Linked DNA regions of Mus musculus: region 1 is linked to region 2. The links are chromatin loops, found by intact Hi-C in ENCODE. Cell type or tissue: left cerebral cortex. All regions are shown on one strand.

Region 1 (8,000 bases), 250 kb after region 2:
GTTCAGAAGAGGATGGACACCCTGCTGAGGTTCCGACCCAGGCCAGCTACAAGCTTGTGATCCTAGCTGGAGAAGGTGTGAAAGGAAGGGAAATCTCGGAGAGTAGAGCTGGGGCCCATGAGAGCCCCCAGTCCCAAGCCTGGGAGCCTCAGCTGACCAGCGACTGTCTCTTGTTCTCCACAGACAGCAGAGAGGTGAAGGTCGGCGAGTACAACGCTGTGGCTGACACACTGGAGATCATCAACGACACCATAAGGTTCCAGGGTAAGGCTTGCGGGCTTCCTGATGGTCACCCCACATGGGAGATGCTCAGAGCCTTTGGCTTTGTAGGGTCCAACTCCTGGAGTGAACCTGTGGTATCTGAGAGTTAATTACTCCCTTCTATTTACTGCTGGTCTCTCAAATGACCACCATCCCTTTACATTGAAAGGGACCGTGATCCCCTTTCTGAGTCCAATTTCACTCTAAATTCCTGATGTCAGCCAGGGTTGGAGGCTTGATGACATCTGGTGAAAAAGCTAAAGCATTAAGTGAACACCTAAGGTAAATGTATACACAGATGTGTGGGCGAGGAGGTGGGTACATGGATAAGTGGATGGATATGTATGAATGTGTGGTTGCTGGATGAGTGTCCGGACGGATAAATGAAAAGGTTGGTTAATGGCGGCTGGGTATATGAGTAGGACAGATGAAAGCCTGGAAATGAGTTGGACATGTCAATGGGAAGATAGGCGGCTATATATGGGTAAATGGATAGATGTGTGGCTACATAAGTAACTGGATGCATAGATGAATGCATGTAATATGCATGCATGGGTAGATGGACAGATGCATGCATGAGGATATGGATGAGGAATTGATGGGAGAATAACCAGATGAATCCACACAAGCACGGATGAATGTATGGGTAGGTAGAGCGGATAGACAGCCTAGCCTCTGGATAGCAATGGAGGAACTGGAAGTCTGTGGCACCTGGGCAGTTTGTCTTAGATTACACTGGGTCATCAGGAGTTTTTCTGTGCCAGACTTTTATGGACTTGGTCCTTTCCATCTGTGTACTGGATCTGTAAACTTTGGCTTCTGGAACGTTGTAGAGATTCAGTTAGCATCCACGGGTGTCTCCTGTGTGTGGCCTCCACTGTCAGTCAGCCTCCCCTCCCCACTTGAGGAAGTCCCCACCAAGCATACAGTGGCGTGTTATAGTTCACAACACCCACTGAAAGTGAGCAGGCATTTAAGAAAACAGCTCAGAAATGAAGCCACTGAAGGACTCAGCCCACCCCAAACTTCAGAGTCCTGATGTCCATGCAGTGTCTGCCTGCTCCTGTACTTGGGTAATGGGGGTGGGAGGGAGCGGTTGGAATAAGGATTCTGGGTACTGAGCTCCCGGTAGCATGCTGGCCCAGCACTGGAGAAAATAAGAGTGAAAGAGTCAAGCACTTAAACACACACACATCCTAATAGCAAACCAAGTTTTCTCTGTGGTGCCTGTGTCCAGAGAAGAGCCTTGCTCTGTACTGAGGCCCCAAGGTCTCCATGAAAGGGCTCTCTCTGCAGTTCTCCATTGCCTCTCACAAATCAAACTGCTTCTGCTCCTCCAATGTTGGAATACCTTGGTGCCTGCCCTGGGCTGTGCCCCAGACAGCCCTCATCATCATCATCGTCATCTTTCTGGCGACAGGCAACCATTCTTCTCACCCTCCAACCCCACCCCAGAGAGCATCTCCTGACTCCAGCCCCAGAGCTGTTCTCTGCTGCCTGCCAGGTACTCAGGCTAGCATACACCTGAGGCTAGCCTCCCTCTGGGCTACATCCCTAGGGACTGTTTGCCCAGCAGTTAGAGTCAGGCAGATCTGGGTCCCAGTCCTGCCAGCTGGCCATTTACCTGCTCGAGAAGCCACAAAACACCTGGAAGACTCTTCAGCCCACCACCTATAAGGGTGATGGATGGGTCAAGTGAGAAGGGTCTAGTATTTATAACTTATTTATAGTGTGTAGATGAGCTAAGTGTCCATACATTAGAGCCTGCGTCTTTCATCTCTCTCGTCTCCACATCATCCTGTAGACAGCACTCAGAAATTGGGGTTGCCTCACAGTGCTCTGTTCTTTCCCTGAGGCTATCTGCAAGCTCCCCACCCCTTAGAGCAGAGACTGTATCTTCCTCATTATGCATCCTTGATGTGGAGCATCAGGCCTGACTGACGGAACCTGATTATCAGTGGTGGATGGATGAGTGAGTGAGTGAGGAATGAATGGAAATAAAACTCATGGTGGGAGGGATGGTATAAGAAGGAAGTTTGTGGCTATGAAGCTCCAACTTCTGCAAGTGGAAAATGCTGTCCGCCTATCTCTGCCTGCCTTGGGCTTCTCTTCTCGTGAATCAATGCCCACCCCACCCCCACCCCCACCCCTGTCAAGGTTTTACACTCTGGAAGCACCCTAGATCCTTTAGGAAAAAGTTTTTCTCGGTCTCTTGGATGAAGATCCCTGCTGCCCCCATTAGCTGTTTTCTGAACACATTTGAACTTGTAAGCACAGGGTTCCAGGCTGAGTGAAGGGGCTTGTTCTCCACCCCTCTGCTTCCTGCCTGTTCCCTGGCGTTGCAAATGGAGGCATAACAAAGGTCACCAGAATCCCCAACAGGACTCTGGTCTTGGCCACTCCCCTGCATCAGCCAATTTTCCTTCGGCCCACTGAAGAGAAAGGACTTGACAGTTCCTAATGCCACAGCAAACACGTGACCTGAGATAGCCCATAAAAGAAGAAAATTTTCAGGAAGGCGGGGTCAGGGGAGCTCCTGCCTCCATCATCCCAGACCAACCTGTACAAACCGACAACCATGCAGGAAGACACATTTGTTCTGAGTCTCTCAGTCCCCACCCCTTGAGTTCCTGGTGCCCTTGAAGAATGAGCCAGGCAGCCTGGCAGGCACAGAGAGAAACGGAACCCCACAGCTTCAGCCTGGCCCCGGCTCTGTGTGAAGGGGAGGTAGCTTCCACCTCCCACAGTTACCCAGTCTTAGGAAACAGAAAACCAAAGAGCTTTTGTGATAATGACCTTGAGGCTGAGAATCTGCAGCCGGAGCACATATCTGTCACCCTAGAATTGACAGGCGGGGTGTCTGCCCTGGTGAGCAAGATCATTTATCATGTTCAGGTAGAAGCAGAGTCCTTGAGGATCGTGCCAAGTTCTTCGCCACAACCCCGCCCAGTAGCACCCAGCGGTACCTCTGCATTCCCAGCCATGGTTACCTTTGGGGATAAATGGTGATGGTTTTTCAACAGCGTAATTAGACCAAATCAAATTCTAGTCTTTTAATGGCTGTTAAATGCATCACAGATCCCTTATTGATTCTATTTAGAGAAAGAAATAAGTCCTGGCTCAGGCTCCTGCTGAGCAGACTGGCCAGCCACTAGATCCTCTCACCCAGTGGGTAGATGAGCCTGACGCGGGGTACATGTGCTGTGTTTGGCCGGGTATTAAGGACACAGAGGCAAAATGTCCTTGGAGAATAACAGCACTAGGGTCTAATGGCTTCTCCTTGACCTTGCAGGGTCGGAGCCACCCAAGGACAAGACCATCATTCTAGAGCAGCTTCGGAAGATCTCGCTTCCACTGTATAGCATCCTGTCAGCTCTCACTATCCTCGGCATGATCATGGCCAGCGCCTTCCTCTTCTTCAACATCAAGAACCGGAACCAAAAGTAAGCAGCCCTGCCCTATGCTGGGAGAATGCTTTTCTAGTGGGCCAGTCCCTTGCTTCACCAATGGGGTCACAGCATGGCAGGCTTTTCCGGTAGACCAGCCCCTAGAGCACAGTGGATATTTTGGGGTGGGTTCCTGAAGTATGCTGCCGTTGTTGCTAAGATACTGTAGGGCGCGCGCGCGCGCACACACACACACACACACACACACACACACGGTAAGGTGCAGCTGGACTGTTGGAGGACTGGGTTAAATAAAGTGGAAGTGATAAACCCAAGCCCATGGACCTTAGAGCTCTGGACATGCTCATCAACTTGAGTTACTTCAAGAGCAACGACACAGAAGACCCCAGAGTCCCCAGCTTCTCAGGCCCACTTCTAGCACCTTTAGGCACTGCTAGTAGAAATGAAGTGGTCCTTTCCTAGTGAGGTCTCCAGTGACAGAGCCCCCCCCCCCAATTGGGACAACCCATGTCAGTTCAGAAGGCCCCTCCCTCACATCTCATTTGACCCTTTCCATGACTCCCAGTGTCACCAGGGGTCTGTTGTCCATGAGTGGTCTAGCCTTTTGGTTCTATCTCAGCCTTTTGAGTGTTCTCGGCTCTCCCCAGGAAGTCCCCACTCTGAGGTACTGTGCTCAGCTGTCAGTAGCCAGGCCAGCACTCCTTGATCTTGACCAGGCAGCCATCTTGGCCTGTTTCCATAGGAAATCACTGAACCCACTCTTGCTTTGTCATGGGGGAGACTGGACCAAAGTTAGAAACCTGTGTTGGAGGAGCCTCACATGCACCCAGGGGACATGGGGCCCTTGCCATTGTCCCTGAAGCTGCACTGCATTCCCCCCACACTGGTAGGGACAAGGGCAGTACCAGGGGATGAGTTTTACTCTGGTGTTGCTCCTTTTTCTTCTTGCCAAGGAGGAGCTGGGAGCCTTTGAGCCCTGCGGGTTTGTTTGCTTATTTAAGTAATTGTTTAGGTCAAACCCATTTCCTGAAGAATAAATGCAATTCACCCGGTGTCTCTTCCTAGCCACCTGCAATTTGCACAGCCACTGGAACCAATCCTAAGTGAGGGTTGCACCTTTTGGCTTAAGGCTCAGGCATCCAGTTGCTTCGCAGTGCTGTCCAGCCCTCCTGCATGTCTAAGGAGATCCTGTCAGAGCTGCAAACTGCCTCACTAGATTAATTCTTTAACTTCCCCCTCGTGGCCTCTTGGAGAAATTACCAGAATGATTTATTCGGATGGCTCAGCCATTGAAAAATCTGCAAAACTGTGGGAACTCAATCTCCCTCCCATTTCTCTTCCTACCCACCATTTTGCAAACCACCCTCTCCAGGAAGCTCGCCAGTCCTATGCTTGAATCATTCGTAGAATTGCAGAATACAAGTAAAATGTTTGGGGAGCAGCTGGCTATTGCTACAGTCTATAAAAGGAACCACTCCAAGCCAAGCCAGTTGTGCCTGGGGAGCCAGGTACGCTGAGTCTTAAAAGTTCTAACCCTCTTGGAGTTTAGCTCAGCAAGCTCAAACTTGGTTTGCTGGGCACTTAGAGGCCACAGCAAGATTCCTGGAGGATGTTTGGGAGTGAAAGGCATACCTCCACTGGTCTGGTGAGAAAGAACAGAAAATGGTGTGAGGGCCCAATTGCCCAACTCCTGGCGTAAGGGTTGTGACTGGGAGACATGTCACTACCCCATTCCCCCTTTGCACATGGAACAGTGCCGGGGTAGGGGGAGGCTTTCTGAGTGTTCTAAGGGGGCTCACTTACCACCTGGCGAGCAGTCTCTGAGCAACCCAGCAGGGCTCTGTGATGTGTACAAGTTGGGCAGGGGAGCATGGTATGGGAACCACACTCTTCACTACACTCATTCAATTAGACTCCTGTTCCTGACCCTAACCCAAAATGCTGTAAGCTGAAAATTACAATAGATGAAGCTGTTGAAGCTGTTGCGTCGTGACCTCTCCCTGGTGGACTGATAAGTAGGCTTGAGGAAGGAGGTGGGACAATATGCGGCTGTTGAGGTTCTCTACAGAAGCAGTGGGCATCATCAGCCTGGAAGTGGACCGGCTCGGGGCCCTGTTCCCTCGTTCCTGAAAGTTTGGCAGCAGTGCTCACCTGGCATGTTTGGAAGACACTGTGTAACCTAGTGCCTCTTTCCACCAGGCTGATCAAGATGTCAAGCCCCTATATGAACAACCTCATCATCCTGGGTGGGATGCTGTCCTATGCATCCATCTTCCTCTTTGGTCTCGATGGATCCTTCGTCTCAGAAAAGACCTTTGAAACACTCTGCACGGTAAGCCCTCATGTATGTGCCAGTCATGCGTGACATAAAGATCTCTCCGTGGCCTTGTCATCGGACACAGCTGTGTGGAAACACACCGGGATGAGCAAGAAACAACCAGATTAGACCAACAGCTGCACAGCCCAGACAGAAGTGCCTGTGTCTGACTGCAGTGAGCACGGACAGTGGCTGGACCACTGAGGTGACTCTGTGGCAGACAAGCCACTGCCAGATGAAGGACCAAAACTAGAAAGCTCTGGAGGAGGGAGGTGTGGGATACTGGACAGGCAGGGGACGACACTGACCCTCTGTCAGGAACAAAAGCATTAGTACCCAGAGTCACTGGGGCATATGAGACGACACACCTTTGATCTGCTAGCCTTGATGTGGGAACCTGATAGGGATGTTTCAAACCAGTATTTTCATTACTGCTCAACACAGAAATCTGTTATGAAATATTTTCCCTAAAATCATTCCTCCTATAAGTGTGTGTGTGTGTGTGTGTGTGTGTGTGTGTGTGTGTGTGTGTGTGTGTGTGTGTGAAGGAAGGTATGTGTATGTGTGCACTGGTGCATAGGTTTGTGCATGTGTGCATATAGAAGGTAAGAGGTATACTTGTGTGTGTGTGTGTGTGCACAGATGTGTGTGGAGGTAAGTATGCACATGTGAGTATATGTGCGATTGGGTAAATATGTGTATATGTGTGGTTTTTTGTACAGGAAGTGTGTGCATGTGTGTACACGAATGTGCGAGTGAATGTGTACATGTGAGAGGGGGTGAGCATGTAAGGATGTACAGGTATGTGTGTGCAAGTGTGTGTGTGCAAGTGTGTATTGGTGGAGATGTGTGTGCGGGTATGTATGTGCAGATGTGTGTGTGTGCAGGTGTGTATGTGCATGTGTGTATGTGCAGGTGTGTATTGGTGCAGATGTGTGTGCAGGTGTGTATGTACAGGTATGTGTGTGCAGGTGTGTATGTGCAGGTGTGCATGTGCAGGTGTGTACTGGTGCATATAGAGGCCTGAGGTCAAATCTGAGTGTTGTTCCTCAGGAGTTCTCAAGACTTGCCAGCTAGGCTAGACCAGTTAGCCAGCAAGTCCCAGATACCCTCCTGTCTCTACCTCCCCTGCCATGTGTCACCATGCTCAGTTCTCACAAAACCAACAACAACAAAAGAACTGGGTGAACACTGGGTTCTTAACAGCAACCCCCCTTACACACACACACACACACACACACACACACACACGGGCAATCACTGGGCCAGCTGTATCCCTCAAATAGCTGGAGAGGAGGCTCACAACATCAGTTTTGGTGAATGATGGATGGGCAGTCCTTCCTTGTGGCTGTTTCCTTGGGATGTGAGAGCAACATAAGCCCTCTACAAAGCCACCTTTCCAGGCCCTTTCTACTGCTCCAAAACTTCAGGTTGCCCACTGCCCAGCCACGGGGAGTGAACGGTACCCAAGAGAGGATCCTAAAATATGTGCATAAACACACACACACACACACACACACACACATACTACATCAAGCTTTTGGGATCACAGGTATTCCCAGGGCTGTGAGGCAGCCTCAGATGGCAGTGCCCAGTCCCCACTGTTTCTGAATAAGCAGTGTCCTGCCCTTCCTGGACTTTGTCTTAGTGTATGCTGAGCTCATCAGGCCAGGGAGCTGGGTCCTGTGCTGCCCTGAGGCACCTCGCTAAGTACCTGGGAAAGAGCAAAAACATCCTCAACTTCAGCTGCAAAGGCTTGGAGCCCCTCTGCAAGGTTAAGAACGATGATGATAACAATGATGAGCCTGGTACTGGGATTCTCCTGACGACCTCTAGGCTACACAGCGGTCCAGCCCCTCACTGGCATCCCACAAGGATGAGAGACCTGTCCCCCAAGTGCACTGCAGAACTGTACCCCTGGTTCTGTGGCTGGCCCAGTCCCTCCTGGGGCTCTGTTGGCTCCTTGGCACTGCCTCCAAGATGCCTCCAGTGGGGCAGTTGAGCCTTGGGTGCAG
Region 2 (8,000 bases):
TGCAGTTCTTCCTAAATACTGTCTCTTTTCTCAACCAGAACAGCAACTCAACAGGGACAATGGCTGGAGTTGCTTTCTTCAGTTCCTTACCTTCCTGGCAAACATGGAGGAGAGTCTCCTAAGTAGAATATAGCTAAGTGGAATGGCTAGTAGCTGAAAGCAGCCCAGCTCCACCTATACAAGAGCAGGGATTCCTGGCTAGTGATTGAGGCAGGCAGGGACTCAGAACTAGGAAAAACACCAAGGTTCCAGTTACCCACAGTGGAACTCAAGATCAGGGCAGAAACTGGGAGCCAGAATGCCCAGACAAGCAAAGTGAGGCATGAGGTCAGAGTCTGGCCTGGAGCCAAGCTGGTGGGCAGGGAGATGGGTCTCCTCCTGTCAGTGAGACATCTTCTAGAATGTCTGGGGTGACTATTACCTCTAGACTATTTTTTTGGCTGGAAGATGGGGGTGCTTGGATGAGCTGTGCTCTTGTACAAAACCTTCAGCCGAGAGGGGAGGAATTATAGCCGCCTAGAAAGTGGCTATGCGGGCAGGCGCCCTGGCTGATTTGGCCTCAGGGTCTCTGGAGCTGTCCAAGGTACTGCCGTCCTCAATTCAGCCTGGGCTCTATCTTCCAGGTTTCCTCCGGGTTTCCTGCCCAGCTCCAAATATGCAGACTCCATTTAGATGACCCATTACAAACTGTGTGGAGGAACGGGATCTAGAGCTACTGAGAGCACCGTGGCCTCCATGTCCTCCTTTTGGAAGGGCTTTCCAATATCAGGGGTGCATAAGAGTCCTTTGTGGCTGTGCATTCTGCTTCCCCTGTATTAGCTGTATATTATCGATCAGTGTATTCTTCTGTAAAACGGGAATGATAGACCCACTGTACTAAGCGTATACGGCTGTTTTGAGGATACATCAGATATGTCAGGTAGCAAGCAGTTAGTGAAGGTTAAATTCCCACCCTTGTTACAAGGTCGTGCTTTTGGTCCACAATGCTTGGATGGGCTGTTTTATAATGTAATGTAATGTATCCTTGTACTAGTCAGGCTTTGGGATGTTGTAGGTTAGTGCTCACAAGTGCCATGATTCACAGGGAGGCACAGAGGGGTTACTCAGGTTCATCTTGTCCAGGACTACTTTGCCTGGGGTTATCCAGTGTGTTTATACCACCTGGGAGACAGAATGAGCCAAGTCCAGGCTGTGCTTCTTGGGACTGAAGACAGGGTTCCCACCCAGGGGAGAATTTTAAGGCGGGGCCCTCTGGGACTGGGGACACCGGGAGGTCAAACGCCTGGAGGAGGCGGTAGTACTCATAGGTCTCCTATCCCAGCCCTGACCTGGGCTTGGCAAAGGACTCCAGACTGGATCAAGGGTCCCAGGTTCCCTGGTAGCTGGCACAGGAGAGCGCAGGCTGCTGGTGCCCCTAGGACACCTTTGTAGAACGTTCGTTTCCTCGACTCGCCCGCCCAGACCTGGGAGAAGCAGTACCCAACCACCTTGCAGGTGCTACAGGAAGCGCAAGGCGAGGCGCCCGCGTCCCCCGCGCATAGCAGCTTCGATTCCCCCGAACGTGGGGCTCTGGAGCTCAGTCCCCGGCGGCGGGGTCAGCCGGCCGCAGCAGCCGGCGCGGCGCAGCGCCCGGGGCGCGAGTGTGCGTGTGCCGGGAGCACGGCCCTCCCCGCGGCAGCCGCAGCGCCGGCGCCTCCCCCTCCCCCGGCGCGCACGGCCCGTCCCTGTCCCCGGAGGCGGCCCGAGCCGCCGCTCAGCAGCCTTGCCTTCGCCTCCCGAGCCTCCTGCCGCCCTCCCTCCCCTGGCCGGGCTCCAGGGTCCGACGTCCCGCGGCTCCGAGCAGGAAAGAGCTGCGATCGCGCACGGAGGCGGGAGGAGGCGGCCGGGTGCGGGGCGGCCGCGCTGGAGAGAGGCGCGCGGAGACTCGGCCCCCTCGGCGCTCGCTCGCTCGCTCGCTCGTTGGCTCCCCGCCTCCCGCACTCCGCTGGCTCCCACCCCTTCCCGGCGTGATTGATCCGTCACGGGCGCCGCCGCCGCCGCCGCGGCCGTTCTGAGCGAGCAGAAGCCGGAGCCGAGCCGGGGCCCGTGCCGGCGCCATTGCGCGGGAGCCGCGGGCAGAGCTCGGCGCCGGGCGGCGGGCCGGGCCAGGCCATGCGGGCCGAGTGAGCTGGCGCCCGCAGCCCGCGGCGCGGCATGGCTTCCCCGCCGAGCTCCGGGCAGCCCCGGCCGCCGCCGCCACCGCCGCCGCCCGCGCGCCTGCTGCTGCCCCTGCTGCTGTCGTTGCTGCTGTCGTTGGCTCCCGGGGCCTGGGGCTGGGCGCGGGGCGCCCCCCGGCCGCCGCCCAGCAGCCCGCCGCTCTCCATCATGGGCCTCATGCCGCTCACCAAGGAGGTGGCCAAGGGCAGCATCGGGCGCGGCGTGCTCCCCGCCGTGGAGCTAGCCATCGAGCAGATCCGCAACGAGTCACTCCTGCGCCCCTACTTCCTGGACCTGCGACTCTACGACACCGAGGTAAGTGTCCAGTGACCCATGCCGTCGAGGCTGGGGGCGTCGAGGAGGGACAGAGCCGTGATTGTCTCCTCCTCGCTGGCTGACCGCGTACTGGGTCCATCAGGGTCTCACTGGGCTTGGCTGGAGCAGGTGGGACCCTGATCTGTGAGCACCTTCCACCTCTGTGTGGGTGTGGAATGGGGGTCTCCTTTGACCAGAGGAGGAGTTAGAGATGTGAGAGGTTGGACTCCCAGAGGCCTGCGCCGGTTGCCCCTGTCCGGTGCTGCTCCTAGGGTTGTCAGGTGCCAAGTAAGAGGAACACGCACACTGATTACAAACTGGGCCAGCCACAGCTGGACAGGCTATGGGGCCTATTCCCAGACCCTAAAAATTCCAAGCCGCCCTTTTAGGGCTAGAGGGCTCCAGGACCCTCGGGGGCCAAGCTTCGGGCAGGACCGATCCTGTGGTGCACTTCTGCAGCTCAGGGCTCGCGCGCGCCACGGTCAGCCTCGGAGCCCGGAGGGTTCTGCAGCGCTGCTGCCTGGATCTGTCCAGCGCTGGCAGTAGCTGGAGCAGTTTTGGGAGACTCCCCTTCCCCCTCTCCCCGCCTTGGGTTAGTTGCTCATAGAGTGGCTTGACAGGTCTAGCCCGGGACGTGTGGTGGTGTCCGATCGCGCTTCCACTTTTGTTCAGCAGCTGCTAACACCGCTGAGCAGGTGCACACTTGAGGCGTTCGTGTCGTGGGAGCCTAGACTTGGAGTGTGGCAGAGGGTTCCCCTCTGGCCTTCTTTTCTGAGCAGAGCTGGAGAACCAAGACCTTTCCATCCCAAACCCCGATCTCACGCCCTCATGTCTAGGTTTCCAAGGAGCCTCAGCTCAGACCCTGACTGCCCACTCTGAGGCTAGGACGAAGAGAGGGCCTGGAAGAGCGATCAGGAATAAGGACGGGTTTGCGAGTTTTTCCGGACCCAGGGAGCCCCTACTCTCCGGTCCGCAGCCTCGAGAGATAAGATTCGGCCTGAAGGGGGCAGTGATTTCCTTTACTGAGAGCTCTGTTGGCGCCTCTTGCATCTCTCCCAGCAAAGCCAGGGCGAGCTCTGGACCCTTGCTTCCCGGGCTCCCCCAGCGCACCTTTGCTGGAGCTCCCGGGCAGACTCCTCAAGAAAGGAGCATCCCCCTGGTGGTGTAACCTGGGCTTGGCTTCTTCCCCTGCCTGACCCCTTTTTTATACCCCCTCCCGGAAAAGAGCATAATGTAGATTGTATCTCATTCCCCGCCTCCCCCGCTTCACCAGTGAAGCAGCCTGCTGTTCTGCTCTGTAAATAAAAGGTGAAGGAATTGGTGGCAGTTGGTAACGGTGAGCTCAGGTTGCTGCAGGCAGAGAGGCTCCTCTGCCTCGGGAAGAGGCACACTGGGTGGCTGTACAGGGCTAACCGTGTGTGAAATCACTTTCGATTGACGTTCCTGACGACCTCCTTTTTTCTCCCTCCCCCCTCAGTGTTTCAAGTTCTTTAGGGGTACCTGTCTGGCACAAGCACATTGAGATGGGTATGCATTTATGCAGAGGCATATATCCTTGGCACACTTTCATGTGGCTTCCACCCATATTCTGGAAGGGACAGGGACAGGGACAGGCCGGTTCTTAGAAGACAAAAGCAATTGTAGACAGGGCTGCCCTGTATACATCTTCACTATGTCTTGTAAAACCTTTTCGAATGCTTCCTGAGAAGTTTCTCATTAGTCCATTTGTGGTAGCAGAGGGATGGGCGCTTGGTTGCAGGGTGTGGGCCAACGCTTTTACATTTTTTTTCTCAAGTGTGTCTTGGTGGCTTTCTGAGTGAGAGGACCCAAAGTCAAGAGGATGAGGCAGTCAGAGGAGCTTTGGTTGGTGGGAATATTTCAGGCACAGCACTGGGTTTCCCTCTAATGTCAACTGTACCTGATCTGGGGCTTAGGGTTGAACACTGCAGAAATAGGTTATCCCTCTGACCTCCTGACCCCGCCCACCCATGACCTTGAATTGGACACTTAATCTCTAATGCCTCTAAATGCAGGTGTTCAGATCTCAAGAGCAGAGTGGTTAGCCATCCTCTGTCGGATGGCGTCCAGGGGCTTACAGAGAGATGCCAGCAGGCTCCACTGCCAGCACTCTGTCTGGCACGCTGTAAGCACTCAATAAATAACTGCCTCCCTTCCTGCACTTCCATTTGGTGTGGATTCACCAGTGAGACACTATGGCTTTAGGTGGGATAAGTCAGTCACTGCTAAAATATTAAGAATGCTTCTTTCTCCTGCTTGGCCTTACAGTCTTTAAGAGAGTCAGGGAGGTTACTACCAGAAAAGAGAATTCTGGCTGACAGTCAATATATCACCTCGTGCATGAAGTATCACATTTGGGAGAGTGCCCAGGAACTATAATTACTCCCCCTCACCCCCCCCCCCCCACTAACCTGTCTTTAAAGTTTTCTCTGAGCTGGACTGAAGGGAAAATCAGTCTGGGAACTGGCAGCAGATGCAGGGCAATCTGAAAGGCATTTGCCACTTCTGAGTGAGTGAGTAGCCCCTGTTAGCGCAAGGCTGTGTTTGTGGACTCAGAGAGCTGCCTCCTCACCGTCTGCTGCTCCTGTCAGAAGACTTGAATGCAGGGTTGGTGTGATGGGCTAATCTTGCCTGGCTTTGTTGACATTGGCTGTCAGTCATAGCCTCATTGGCCAGTAACTAAAGGAAGGCAGGATGGACCTTGGTCCACACCGCCTGTAAAAAGGGTGAAAGATACAGCAAGGCATAGTTTATCTGCTCTCCCAGGCCAGCCTACCTCCTCATGTATTTATGTTGGTTGAGCCTCTTCTGTGATGAGACAGGCAGTAGAACTTCCTGGTTTCCTTTTTGCAATACTGGGGATCCAACCCAGAAGCCAAAGGTTTGGCCAATTATATCCCCAGATCTCTTCCTACATCTTTATTTTGAGATAGTCTCCATAAGCTGCCCAAGATGGTATTGAATTCACTCTGCAGCTCAGGCAGGCCTTGAGCCTGTACCAGCGTCTCTAGTAACAGGTATTCCAAGCTCAGCCCAGAACGTTCAAGGCCTCTGTCTGCCGATGGGGCATCACAACAGATCACGGGGTGGTCGGACTTCGGTTTCTTTGGTGGAGCATTGCATCACTTCAGCAAACACTTGTGTATGGATTCCAAGAGGACTTGTGTAATAAAAACACAAGCAAGGCACTGAAAGTGTAGACAAGAGGAAGAGCCAGAAGCTATGTGGAGGCTTTGAAGCTCCCACCATAAGAAAAAGCTGGGAGCAGCCTTTGGAGTGTCAGATTCTCTGCCCTGTGTTTGAAAGCAATCCAGATACCCAGGTGAACTTGGTGGACCATACTACCTACGAGTTCTTTGATGGCCACATTAGTAAAAGAAAATAATAATCAAGTAATATACTAAAAATCATGGCTGTGGGTCTGATCTGACTAGTGCTCATTTTAGAGAAATTGATAGATGTAGAAAAGCATACAGAAAATAATCGCCCATAATCTACCTTTGCAAAAGTAATTGATTGCATCAAATAATTAGGATTATTTCTTTCAGTTTAATATTTTCTTTTCTCCAGTTACCATTATATCATGGAATTTCCCCCACGTCTTTAAATCTATCTTGTTAATATGATTTTTGGCAGCTGTGTACTACTCTATTCCATGCACATATAAATAATTAATCATTTTCTTGCTGTTGGATTGCAGTTTTCTGACTTTTTCTACTATTTAAAACACACACACACACACACACACACACACACACACACACACACACACACACAATATTGTAATAGAAGAAAGAAAGGTTCAGGAAACCAAAGGCACATAACCCAAGCATGCACAATCTAGCTTTCAGGAGGATCACTCTGATGACGCAGGGATCCAGCTTAGAAATCCCAGCAGAAGCAAATGATTGATGATCATGGCTTTCTCTTGGGCAGCTTTGCCAGCTCCCTGCTCATCTATGTGCTGCGCTTTGTTTTATGTGTGTAACTGTGCACATGAAGAAATCGGAGGGCAACTTAAGAGAGTCATTTCACTCCTACCGTGTGCATCCTGGAGTCTGCGTTCCTGTCACTAGGCTTTATGACACGTGTCCCTTCCTTCCGCTATCTCACTGGTCCCTGCATTATGTTTTACAAGGGATTCAAATAGCTGCGAGCTGTGTCTGTGTTCCTCAGGAGGCTGAGCTCAGCTCTGCAGGTGTGTGCCAAGCACCTGCCGGAGATGCTGCACTGCAGGAAGGTGAGAACCACAGGTCTAGCCTGAGAGAAGTGACCGGCAAATGGAGGGCAGAGCAAGATAACCTTCATCATCTTCAGCTCAGGATAGGACATGAAAGTGGGGATGGCTATGCATTCTAGAAAAGAACTTCCTAAATAGTAAATATTATAGTATTCTATCAATGCGGCTGTTAATTAAAAAACAATAAAGAGAGATCTGATGGCACAGGCTATAACCCCAGCTATTCAGGATACTGAATTCATAAGTTCAAGGCATGCCTGGGTTACAGAGTGCATTTCAGACCAGCCTGGACAACTTAGTAAGATCTCAACTCAAAAATAAATGTTTACCCAGCATGTGCTAGGCTCTGGTTCCATTCCTCCTGCTGTGGGCAAACAGAAGCTGGACTGAGCTGATTTTAGTTAGGCTCACATTGAGTGGCTGTATCTCACTGACCAACCTTTAGGAACTCTGCCAGACTAAGGACTCTTGTAGAAACCCAAACCAATGGTTCATATCACTAAGCAAAACCTGGAGTGTGCTATGTTCAGGTATGTCTGTATCCAGAGCATAGGTACATCTTTAAAAGTGCCTTCCTCTCTGGATCTTGGCTCTGATCCCTTGCTAGTTCACAGTGAGGCATGCTGTCCTGAGTGATGGCAGATGGCCCCACACAACTGTGGCTTTGCACACTTGCAGAAAATCCAGCATGAATAATTCTGCCTTCCAAATGCTCCAGCAGAGGTGCTAGGATCATACTGGTATGAATTGAGTCATGACTTCACCCCCTACCCAATCATATGATACTGATATGCCAGGCCTGTGCCACATACCAGCCTGTCATGATTTCAAAAACCAAGAGATAGAGATAGATAGATAGATAGATAGATAGATAGATAGATAGATAGATAGATAGATAGATAGACAGATGCAAGGGAGGGAGGGATAAAGAGGGGGGAGGTCTCCTGTACCCAATCTTAGGAATACAGAGTGGAGAAGAAGTTGTACCTATTAGGAAACAAGAGACTGATAGGAGGGCGTGAATGTCATGAAGCATTGATGATGGTCTCCACAAAGGCAGGCTCATGGGAAACACCAGACTGACGGTAGTCTTGACAGTCTCGAAAGCAGAGAGAAAATGATCATGTCTGTACTTCCTTCCAGGGGAGAGTTTGGGTGGGGTGACTATAATACAGACATAGAGAGCTGAAGCCTAGGGGAAGTGAAGATGGGGCCCAGGGAAGAGTCTCAC

What was found. Peaks named below come from ENCODE experiments on the same cell type or tissue, not always from the same donor. Only the 100,000 strongest peaks of a DNase experiment are listed, where the experiment ranks them.
Region 1: a loop joins it to region 2, with 2.3 times the contacts of the local background. A loop is called at or near these places in 2 of 42 quality-filtered maps.

Annotation. Positions count from the first base shown.
Region 1 is chr4:46,732,058-46,740,057 of GRCm38, reverse strand. Gabbr2 (gamma-aminobutyric acid (GABA) B receptor, 2) reads left to right here. Exons shown (of 19, transcript NM_001081141.2): 9 at 184-264; 10 at 3,554-3,704; 11 at 5,868-6,000. Among named protein-coding and RNA genes, the nearest start is that of Tbc1d2, 86 kb to the right of the region's middle. In left cerebral cortex, a CTCF peak has its summit at 4,905 (motif pointing left); DNase peaks (open chromatin) are centred at 2,935 and 4,975; H3K27ac peaks cover 2,259 bases.
Region 2 is chr4:46,985,619-46,993,618 of GRCm38, reverse strand. Gabbr2 (gamma-aminobutyric acid (GABA) B receptor, 2) reads left to right here and starts at 1,905. Exons shown (of 19, transcript NM_001081141.2): 1 at 1,905-2,511. The coding sequence starts at 2,194. In left cerebral cortex, a CTCF peak has its summit at 3,516 (motif pointing right); DNase peaks (open chromatin) are centred at 3,138, 3,522, 4,481, 5,102 and 1 more place; H3K4me3 peaks cover 4,303 bases; H3K27ac peaks cover 3,622 bases.